Regions from separate parts of the Homo sapiens genome. Here all the other regions are linked to region 2. The links are chromatin contacts, found by Hi-C or POLR2A ChIA-PET in ENCODE. All regions are on one chromosome and are shown on one strand. The core of a region is the stretch at or near the end of the contact, and the rest is flanking DNA. Distances in the headings are between cores, read along the strand shown.

The links. Hi-C counts contacts between places; a loop is a spot of excess contacts on that map. ChIA-PET counts read pairs that join two places held with the same protein, here RNA polymerase II (POLR2A). Pooled maps may share reads with other maps.
Region 1: a map of naive thymus-derived CD4-positive, alpha-beta T cell shows a loop between it and region 2 (4-fold over the local background). The contact joins the promoter of ZNF800 here to the enhancer-like site in region 2. A Hi-C loop is called at or near these places in 1 of 168 maps with a recorded cell type or tissue (naive thymus-derived CD4-positive, alpha-beta T cell) and 8 of 50 pooled maps. POLR2A ChIA-PET finds 5 or more read pairs at or near these places in 1 of 52 experiments (activated T-cell).
Region 3: a map of naive thymus-derived CD4-positive, alpha-beta T cell shows a loop between it and region 2 (2.7-fold over the local background). The contact joins two enhancer-like sites. A Hi-C loop is called at or near these places in 1 of 168 maps with a recorded cell type or tissue (naive thymus-derived CD4-positive, alpha-beta T cell) and 3 of 50 pooled maps. POLR2A ChIA-PET finds 5 or more read pairs at or near these places in 2 of 52 experiments (activated T-cell and naive thymus-derived CD8-positive, alpha-beta T cell).

The regions. Positions count from the first base shown.
Region 1 is chr7:127,390,885-127,394,216 of GRCh38, forward strand. ZNF800 (zinc finger protein 800) reads right to left here and starts at 1,824. Exons shown (of 6, transcript NM_176814.5): 1 at 1,176-1,824; 2 at 613-731. The coding sequence starts at 673. RefSeq lists silencers at 984-1,383, 1,784-2,183 and enhancers at 1,279-1,779, 1,624-1,753, 2,494-2,623.
Region 2 is chr7:127,856,719-127,860,441 of GRCh38, forward strand. The region is part of intron 12 of SND1 (staphylococcal nuclease and tudor domain containing 1); the gene reads left to right. It also overlaps the pseudogene LOC100196944. Among named protein-coding and RNA genes, the nearest start is that of SND1-IT1, 140 kb to the right of the region's middle. Within about 2 kb of position 1,478, at least 2 of the 41 ENCODE cell types and tissues checked have a DNase peak (open chromatin) inside an H3K27ac peak, as active enhancers do.
Region 3 is chr7:127,412,786-127,416,416 of GRCh38, forward strand. No RefSeq gene overlaps it. Among named protein-coding and RNA genes, the nearest start is that of ZNF800, 22 kb to the left of the region's middle. Within about 2 kb of position 1,331, at least 4 of the 41 ENCODE cell types and tissues checked have a DNase peak (open chromatin) inside an H3K27ac peak, as active enhancers do.

The DNA.
Region 1 (3,332 bases), core at 574-3,073, 470 kb before region 2:
AAGTTTCATTCCATAAAATACCCTGGAAATAATTATGTATTCTACCTAAATAAAAAAAGAGATTTCTCTTTTATTTCGCAATATAATATGTTCTGCCCAAGATATTTTTTTAAAGGTTGCGCTTAGCAAAACCTGATTCTCCCAATGAGTTCAACAAACTTTTAAAACCCAAACTAAACTCACTTTTAGACTTTCAGAACTACTTGCTGATTAAAATGCCTAAGAAACTTTTAATTTTTAAAGTTTCAGTGAAACAATTTCACGACAACAAATCTAGTATTCTATGTTTTCCTTTCTCTTCAATTTTAAACATTTACAGACCATAGGAGTATATTAACTGCAGGATGCCTTGAAAAAGAAAGAAAAAAGACTGAGCGACTGATCTTGTGGAAATGATTTAAGGTGACACTTGCAGTACTTTTTTTTAAGGGATCAAGCAGGGGAGACCTCTTGTTTGTACAAGCTTTTAGCTTCATAACTGGCTTATGCTAGGGAATATCATAGCCTGCTTAAGAATGACTACTGGGGCAGGAGGAAAAAAAGCTAGAAAAAAAGAGAAGGCAGAGTGGCTCTGATGGAGGGCAAAGCAACTGCGGACGAAGAGGGGTCTACCTGGTTCACAGCATCCGTGATGATGGTGGTCAGTCTGACAGTATTTGTCCCTTAAAGGCATTTTCAGTGGACTCGACCTACTTTGCTTTCACTGTAAGAAGCTCTTCATTGCGGCGTGGCTGTTGAAAGAAGCACAAACCCGTCACTCGCCCTGAACTTCCTGGGGGGCACTGGCTGCATTTTCCAGATACGTTCCCATCATCAGCTCTCCGCTTTCCCTCCACGGACCCGCACCTCCCTCTCGAAAAGAAAACAGAAAGACGCACAAACCCTCCTGCAGCCCAAACTCCCCACACAGGTTCATCGCCCTACCCGGAAACGCAGCCTCGGGTGCGCAGCGCAGGGCGAAGGCCTGGCCGGCAGCGCGGGCGGCTGCGGCCTCGCCGTCCCGGGCGGGCGCGCGGAAACGGAGCGCAGAGCGCGGCGGGCACCGCCGGGCTCCGGGACTACGGAGGTGCCGCTCCCGCCGGCTGCTGGCCCACGCCGCGCCCTCCCGCTACGCACGTGCGTTGGGGTCTCCCTGGCGGAGACCCCGTCCCCACAACCAAGTGCGCCCAACTTACTCAACTCTTAGGGCGGGCCGGCGGGCGGGCGGAAGGAAGGAAGGCAGGCCGGGCGGCCGCGGGGACAGCCTGGCGTGGGAGGCGGCTGCGGGCCCCACCTGGCGCAGCCTCCGCTGACCACGCGGGGGAACCCGGACTCGGGCCCGACGCGCTCCCAAAGAGTCCCCGCCGGCGCTGACGCGGAAGCGCCACAGCTCACCACGTCCCTCCGCGGGCCGAGACGACTGCGGCGGCGGCTCACGGCGTCCTCCGCGCTGTGTGGCTAGGCGGGAGGCGCGCGGGCGGAGGCAGTTGACAGGAGGAACCGCCCGGCAGCAGCTGCCGCCGCCACCACCGAAGGAGCCGGAACCGGAGCGGGCAGGACCTGAGGCTTCCCTCGCCGGGGCAACGGCTGCCGCCGCAACCCGGGTCCCACCAGCGCCGCTCCACCTGCAACGGTCCCTCAGGCTTTAGGAGAGGGGCGGAGAAAAATGGGGGTCTCCCCCAACCTTGGGCCTTTTCGGTGGTAGTTGTTGTTTCAGGAAACTTTATTAAGTCAGCCTCTCTTTTACTCTGTCGCCCCCTCCTCCGGAGAGCCCGAGCTACCGCCGCGGAGCGCGTAGGAAGGGGGAAGCAGAGACTCTCCGGCAGCGACAGGGAGCGACTGACTGACCCCGGACGGAGATGGGGCGAGGGCAGGAAGTGACAAGCTCACCGAGTGGGTGGGGGGAGTGTGGCCGGCACGCCCGGGAGCGCCGCGCGCATGCGCCCGGCCGGCGCCCCCGCCTGTGGGTAGGCGACGCGCTGTGCCCGCCGCGGCCGGTGGGGAGGGGACCGGGGCCGCCGGCGCGAGGGCCGTGTCCGAGGGGAGGGAACCGGGGCGGGGGACACCAGGGCCGCGGCCGGAGTCTCGGGCCGACCGAGAGCCGAAGCCCAAAGTGAGGTGTGAGGCCCGCGATGCGGCGTGCGCGCCCACGGAGACGGGCTGCTCGGCCACCAAACTGTTGCTCTCGCTGTTCTCTGTTCAGTGGAACTGAAACTCGGGGAGGGTTGGGAGAGGACTTAGGAAGCGGTGGGCAGATGTATGAGCCATAAGTAGTGATGATCCCCAAAAGGCTGTCAGTGCATTGCTAAATGGCAAAAGTTGAACATTTTTTTCCTGCCAACAATTTTCGAAGCATGCCTCCCGGAACTTGGGGATTCTTTTATCAGGCCCAAGGGAGGGAAAGCATCTATTGGTAGCAGATGGGTATTTATCCTGGCAGCTCCGCTTCTCAAACTTGAAAGTGGAGTTGGGTCACGTGGGCTCACGCACTTTCCCTCCTCTTCTGCGCCCCGATCCTGCTTGGAAAATCCTCGAAGATCCCAGTCATCTGTCAAATTCTGCCAACCAAGGGCCGCTTCTTGGGGGCGAGAGAGCCGCCTCCGTTGTTTCCTCCCAGCTCCTGGAACGTAATTCTTGCTCTTGGTGACATCAAGCAAATATGTGTCCACCGCCCGTCAGGAAATTTTAAGAGAATAAAGCCCATTCGCCTTGTCTCCGATCCTCCCCAAGATCCACTGAAAACCTTTCCAGTTGGTCCAACTTAAGCTGCCATTGTGCGGGGTCCTGAAAAAACTGAAGTTCAGTAGATAGACTTTGTTTAGAAGAGAAAAAGTTCAGTTTTCAAAATCCAAAGGAAAGTTTGTAAATTGATACATTTGTTACTTTAAAAATGTTGGGCCAGGCGCAGTGGCTGGTGTTTGTAATCCCAGCACTTCGGGAGGTCAAAGCGGGAGGATCGCTTAAGCCCAGGAGTTAGAGACCAGCCTGGCAACATGGCAAAACGCCCTCTCAACCAAATAAAAAAAAATTAGCCGGGCAGGATGGCGCGTGCCTGTGGTCCCAGCTACGGGAGAGGCGGGGGCGGGGGGCGGGATGGCTTGGGTCCAGGAGGTGAAGCGTTTGCATTAGGTCTCCGGGGATTGCAGCAGCTTGATTCTAGGGGATGACAAGAAAGGGATAGAAACGTGATCTTTAACTAGTCACATAAGTGGTATGATCATATATATCTGTCCCATAGTTAAGAGGCATCACCCAACGTGAAACTAAAATATGAAATGCCACAGTTTATAAATTAATGTAAAATAAGTTATGATACTTCTGTGATAGTGTTTGTTATGCAGCCAATAAAAATC
Region 2 (3,723 bases), core at 228-2,727:
GGTTTATAAGCCATCACGCATTAGGTCAGTAGCAATGGGAACTATATTACAGTTCTCATACCATCCCTCTTCCTTCCCAATGAAAAAGGGATCATTTTGGCATTGACTACAAAATCACCTTTTCTTTTTTTTACACCAAGAAGCAACTAAACAATTCATTTATTCCTGTCACCACTTTTTCAGAAATTTCCCTCTGAAATGTTTATATTGCTTCTTGTGTCACTTAGCACCCTCTGCAGCTGTGGAAAGATCAGATCATTGAGTGAAGGTTAACCACAGAGTCTTTGTAGTGGCTTACTGTCTTTCAAAGCAAGAAACCAAAAATACCCCTTCCTTTCCAAAGAGAAGGAGAGAATTTCAAAGCCCTTAAACTTTTGCTGGACCTATTTATTGCTTGTACTAGAACTATGAATCATTAAGTTAAAAAATATTCTGGTTTCCAATTCTTAGGAAAAATGTCAACACTTTTTTTTTTTTTTTTTTTTTTTTTTTGAGATGGAGTCTCACTCTTCCGCCCAGGCTGGAGTGCAGTGGTCCTATCTCAGCTCACTGCAAGCTCTGCCTCCCAGGTTCACACCATTCTCCTGCCTCAACCTCCCGAGCAGCTGGGACTACAGGCGCCCGCCACCGCCCCCGGCTAATTTTTTTTTTTTTTTTTTTTTTTAAAGCAGAGACGGGGTTTCACCATGTTGGCCAGGATGGTCTCCATCTCCTGACCTCGTGATCCGCCCGCCTCGCCCTCCCAAAGAACACTTTTTTAAAAATGTATTTTTGTTTTCACTTAGTTTTGTAAGTGAGGTTTCTTTTTTTTTCTTCGTAGCACAGTTGGGGGTGTTTACTTGGCAAGCAGAGTCCAGGCAGGGAGGCCACGGGACCCCTGACAGGCACCTCCAAGGAGGATTTTCATAAGAGCAAACACTCAGGGACCAAGGCGAGTCCAAAGGGGCTGTGGAGAGGTTCCCTCGCTTCTGGCCATCAGCACAGCCAAGGCCCCACAACTAAAGGCTTTTATTGGGAAAGGGAAATTGACTGAAAAATGGCCTCCAACTTCCTCACTGCCTGAGACACTTGGACCTCCTCCACAAAGTTCAGGAAAGAAGGGCCCACCAAACTAGGTCCCCAGCAGTCTCAGGTGTAGAGGTCAAAGTCAATGCGTTTGGAGTTGTAGAACTGACCACGAAGGGGGTCCAGCTTCCGGCAGTAAACACCATCAGGAAAGTAGCCTTCGCTCACCCAGGTCTGCATCTGGTCGCTGGTGAAGGGCCCATGCAGCTCGGCATCCCCCGGGTTCTCCCACTTATATTCCCACATCACATCCACCAGACCATCTCCTGGCAACTCTGCTTCTCCTCTCTGGGTAGGGGTTGGGGTCTCCAGTTCCCCCTCTGCCACTTCCTCAGCGAACATGTCTAGGGAGTGTGGGGGTGTGGGATTGTGGGGTCCCTAGGGCCTGGCACCCCAAACCCTTCAGCCGCATGGCCAACTGTTCCCTCGTTTCCTGGTACATGCCAAGGTTTCCCTGGGCCACCATCTGGTCGGCCAATTCGGAGAGCCGGTCCGGGCACTGCGGGGAACTGGGTCACCCAGGCCCCTTGCTGCTCCCTTTGCCTCCTCCTCGGGCCCCCAGATGCCTCAGTGCCCTAGCCACTGTCTCTCTAGGCAATAGGAGCTCCAAAAGTCCCTCCAAGAAGGCTTGGGCACTCACTGGGGTCTGGCCCAAGCTGTCCTCCTCTTCCAAGTCTGAGGCCTGGCGTGGGGTCTCATTTCTAGAGCTTTTACCTGCAGAAGTTCTGTACTTTGTTTATGCAGTGCAGATCTAAAGCAGCTGCCACAATCTGGACCTTAGCAACACTGACATTGGGTTTGGTCCAGTTGCTAATGGACTCTAGGGAACAAAAACACCACTCTCCTGCTCCTGTGATGCCAGCTGGCTAGTATGTAGGCCATAAACCATAATGGACAGGTAGTGGAATTCCTCTTCCTGGACGTCTTTTTCCTTTCTGACCAATATGAAATAAAACTTATTTTGACCTTCTACCCTAAAAAGCAACATGTGCTGAAACAAGTATCTTCTGACAAATTTGTTCTTATCTAGAATGATTAGATTTGGTAGAAGAACGTAGTTATACTTCCAGTTAGCAGTGGCGTGGTATTTCTCTGAGTAGAATGATGGTCGTCTAGAATCTAGACTATTACTTCAGTTTCTTCCTCTGAACAAAACGTTGTTTATGTATACCTGCATTTACATAAACTACAGGGGATGTGAAAATGACTCTCTGGGGCTGCCTCTCTCCATTTTGGACCTTTCTAGACCTCATTGGTTTGGCTGGTTCTGCTTTCACTGTCAGAGCAGATCATTCCAGATGCCATTATGTAATTTTCTGTCTTGGGATATGTGTTTGCATGGGGGGGTGGTTTTGTTTTGTTGTTAAGTGATGTTTAATGTCAAGCCAATAATATGGATATGTAGGCTTGGTTTTGTCATAATGGCCACAAGTTAGCTTATTTATCCTTATTTCCCAGAGACACAGAGAGCCACCCTTCCCCACCCCTACTTAATGTCTACGTTTTGCAGGGGGCTCTTGTCATCACAGCTGCCTAGGAAGTACAGCATGGCCAGTTGGCAGTTCTATTCTGCAGAGACAAAGAGGAGGAATCTTTTCTCTGGTTGCTACCACAACTGATTGGTTGGCTTCCTGTGACCTAAATAGAACCAATAGGAATGAGTTTGCTGTTCCTGAAATAATACCAAAGTTTGCTCTATTCCCTTCCCAGAATTCTCAGGGTCGTGTTCTTTGGGAAGGCCAGGTGATATGACACATTTATGATTCTGGGGCCTTAGGTTGTGTTACATCATTCTTGGCCCTTGATTTCTTGAGGAGAGTAGTATTAGCTGAAGTTTTCTGTCTGGGTAGTTTTTCATAAAACTTGATAGACTCACCTGGAGCACTTACAAAAAATAGTGATGCCCAAAATTAAAATCTAAGTACTGATGCTTGGTGTTTTATCAGTGTAAATCTTCACCCCTAGAGGTTCTTGTTTTATTTGTCTGGTGTGGGGTCTGGCATTAGTGTTTTAAGTGGTGATTCTGATGTGCACCCAATATTGCTAACCACTGAGAAAGGGAGTCTAAAGGAAACAGGAGGGGCCAAAACCAACAATCTTCTCTGCTCTCAGATTAGGTCTGCAGCATAGATACAGGTAATAGGAGGAATAAGAAAGACATTACAGATGTTTATGTTCTCAGATCACTTTTACAGCTCTGTTAATTTCTTCAATACCATCTCTGTTTGGAAGATGTACATGATGGCAGAGCGGTGGAGGGGCCAATGGGGAGATGGTTATTTCTAGCTCTGCCTCCAGGTTAAAGTGTGACCTTGCAAGTCAGTTAACCTCTTTTCCTAAGGCCCTTAGCTGGCCTTTTTTGAAAGTGGCATAAACAGTACTGTCAACATTATGCTTCCTTAATGTGTGTCTTCTTGGTAATGTAAAATTCCTTCAAACCCCTTCTCAGGTTCTTGGTAGAGGGGATTTCAGTGGTGGGAATGTTTATGGGTGAGACAAGCAGTAGCAATGAAGCCACAAGTTTCCTGTTGGCTGAAACGTCTAGTTGTAGATTTTCCCTGTAGCTCTTCCTTCCCAGGCTCTTGATTTTAAGTGATTAGTTTGCTTGGAAGTCTGGATTTACAAAAGTCTGCTTAAGGTGCTTGTTCTTCATTAATG
Region 3 (3,631 bases), core at 81-2,580, 440 kb before region 2:
ATAATCTCCAGCTGCTGTGAAGGAATGATGTTAAGAATCTAGCTCCTTTATATCCTAACTTTATATATTGATTATCTTCAAGTAACATAGTTGCTCAGCTGTGGTCTGGGGCTCTGCACATCTCATTAATAAAGGGAGAGACTCGAACGGGAGGAGTCTAGTTGCTGCTGCATGAACTGGAAAATACGGAGGCTTTATGCATCTTGCCTTCTCTCCCTGAATCTTCCCATTGTGTTTGTTTTAATATATGATTCAATAAAGTTGAATTAAATCCAATATCAAGACATCTCCTATAATCATTACCTGGTTTTATAGCAAGAAGAGTCACATTGGTCCCTGTAAATGGTTTAATGAAGATTGTATTATTGATCCAGCCACCAACATGGCTATGACTTTCCAGACTAGAGAGAAATAGGGTCATCAACTGCCTTGAATCATTTTGGGGAGAAAATGTGTATAAACTGTAGATATGGAATAACTAAGTCCAAATGACCAGCAAGAAAAATTTCTGAGAAGGATCATAGAATCTTTTCATGGGAAATATTCAATATATTTATGTCTATTGGAAATAGAGAGGACAGGAGTACTGGATTTCTTTGTCCATTTCAGACAGAGGGTTCTGTGATTCTTTAAGAACTGTAACTAAAATAGAAAGATTTAGGGTTCTTTGAGTCATCTACTGGCGGATTATATTATTGAAATTGCTGGTTTATTCTGTATACCTTAGTGACACATGGTTCCTGTTTCTTTTCTCTTGTTTGAATCAGTCACTTCCTAATAAAATGGAGAATCTTTATGAAACAAGACTTCTTATCTTACAGATTCAGCAATACTTCTGCCTACTATATTACTTTTCTGGGGCTGCAATACAACACACCAAACAGATTGAGTGGCTTAAACAACAGAAATGTATTGTCTCATAGTTTTGGACACTAGGAGTAAAAAACCAAGGCCTCAGCATGGCCATACTCCCTCTGAAGGCACTAAGGAAGGATCTGTTCCAGACCTCTCTCCTAGCTTCTGGTAGTTCCTTTGCTGTGGGAGCAGAACTCCAATCTTCCCATGGTATTTCCCCTGTGTGTATGTATCTCTGTGTCCAAATTTCCCAGTTTTTTAAGGACACCAGTCATATTAAATTCGGGACACACCCTACTCCAGTATAACCTCATCTTAAGCAATTACTCTGTGATGACCCTATCTCCAGATAATGTTACATTCTCAGTTACTGTGGGTTCACAACGCAACATATAAATTTCTTGGGGGCGGAAACATGATCCAACTCAAAACACCTTTTTGCTAAAAACAGTAATGCCTTGTCTGTGAAAGTATGGCTATACAAAAGGAAGTAAAATAGTGGTTTTGAATAGTGGTATAGCAACCACAACTTCTAGTTTCAATTTCTAGTCCTCCTGCTTATTTTTCTTCTTGATACTGAAGTAGAAAAACACCAGAAGTCTGGCACAATTATGTGTCTATAAGTTACTCTGAGTGGCTTGTTTTTGTGTGAGGGGTAACATAATACCAATAGAGCTACAACTACTTGTCATAGAAGAATATGCAAAATTACCAGGCAAACTTCAAAGATTCTTTTAGATTTGTGCCTATAAACACTGCTGATACACACCTCACCTTCCAGCCGCCATTTTCCTCAAGGTTAAGAATCTTCAAAGCAAAGCTCAGCCCAAGCAAAGTCGTCAGGCAAAGGAGAATTCCCTTTTTGCCTATCCCCTTTCCCTCCACTCTTGTGTTTCCTCTCCTTGCACAGCATGCCTGGGGCACTTCACTGTGTCTCATTTGCCTTTTCCAGCCAGGATCCTCTGAGGTCCTCTAGCTATTCTGCCTCAGCCTTGCAATTTGGCCCAGACTGCCTCTATCACTCAGGATTTGTTATCATGAGTTTACTTGCAGAAATCTGACAGCCCTGGATTTCCTCAGGATCAGACTAAGTTGCCTTCTTTGATCACAATTAGCAAAATCATGAATCGATCCATACTAATGTGGTAGTGGAAGACAGATAAAGGAGTTACCCAGGATCCTTCCATACCTTCTAGGTAAATCTATGTGTCAAAAAGAAAGAACTTCTGGAGACAATGGGGATGGCCCTGTTATATAATTCAGCATAGTGGCTTTAGTTGGGAATCTCAGGCAAGGTCAGCTATATAATGTGCAAGGTCTAGTGCAAAATGAAAATGCAGGGCCCCATGGTCAGCATCCCAACCCCGGGGCAACAGGCAACCCCAAAGGACTGTCACTTTCATGTCAATATATGCTCAGTGCCTGGATCGGGTGTGTTCAAGAGGATTCCACCAAGTCACCTGTGAAATGGATTGTGTCATTTCACAATGTGAAATGGTGTCAAGCTTGTGATGGAGACAGCTGCCACCTTGTCCTGCCCTGAGATACCACAGGGCATGCACCAGATTCTGGCCCTCCTTGCACCTGCACCCGGGACCTGGTTCCTGGCCCAGGCAAAGGGCGGCACTGGTCATAGGTAAGACTAGGAAGGAGATAGCAGGGCAGGCCTAGGGCACCAGGGGCTGGAGAGCAGGCAGCCAGAGAACCTGTCCAGGGGAGGTAGGGAGGCAGCACTTTGGGTAAGTCTAGGCCCCATGTCTCCAGCAAATGCTCCGTTGTCCTATCAGACTTCACTTGCAAAACACAAAATCAAATATAAAATTATTGAAGTTTTAAGACAGCAGCCACAGAGCATTAAACCCCAGGTGCAGGGACTCCACAGAAAAGGGAACAATGTTTTCATACAAGTAGATCTTTGTGGTATTTCTTCAATCATGTGTCATCATAAGAGACACCAAAACATCCTGCAAAGAGTATAGGATTTGGAGTGAGAAGATCTGGAGTGAGAAGATCCAGATTTGTGTCCTGAGTTTCAGACTTACTTTATCATTAAAGAAATGATATTATCATTAAACTGTACAAAACCATGCATTTTCCATCTTATGATCGTCTCATATTAGGTGGTATCCTCTAACAGCTAAATGGAATAAGGTTAGTGTCACAGAGACCATGAGCTAGCTACCAAAATCTATTCATCTCATCTTTGGGTACAGAATAGACTAGATTTCCCAGACTTTCTTACAGATAGGTGGAGTCCTATGACTGATTTCTCTCCAATGGAATGTGACCAGAAATGACATATGCTACTTCAAAGCCAGGCCCAGAAAAATCTCCCACAACTGCTTCTCGGTGCCCTTCTTAGACTGGTTGTAGGTGATAACAGGGCCCTAGAAAGAGGAATTCTTAACTGGGGCACATGGAACCCCAGAAATTCTCTAGATAGAATTCAGGGACTCTACGATTTAGATGAGAAAAATCTTTAAATTTTTATTTCACTAATCTGTATTTGGGATGTAGCATTTCTTTTCACTATTAATATAAGCAACAAAGCACAGTGTGATGAGCAGTAACTGACTCTTTAACCAATAAAAATCACCAGTGCTGTCATATTTTATTACAGTTGCTGCAGACATCTCAAAATACAATGTATTTTCATCACTACTATGATATTAGAGTAATAATTAGATCCACTGCTAATTATTATTTAAGCATGAAATAAAAGCACATACTATACATGACAAATTAGATCTTTTAATATTTTTAAAACTATATTTCA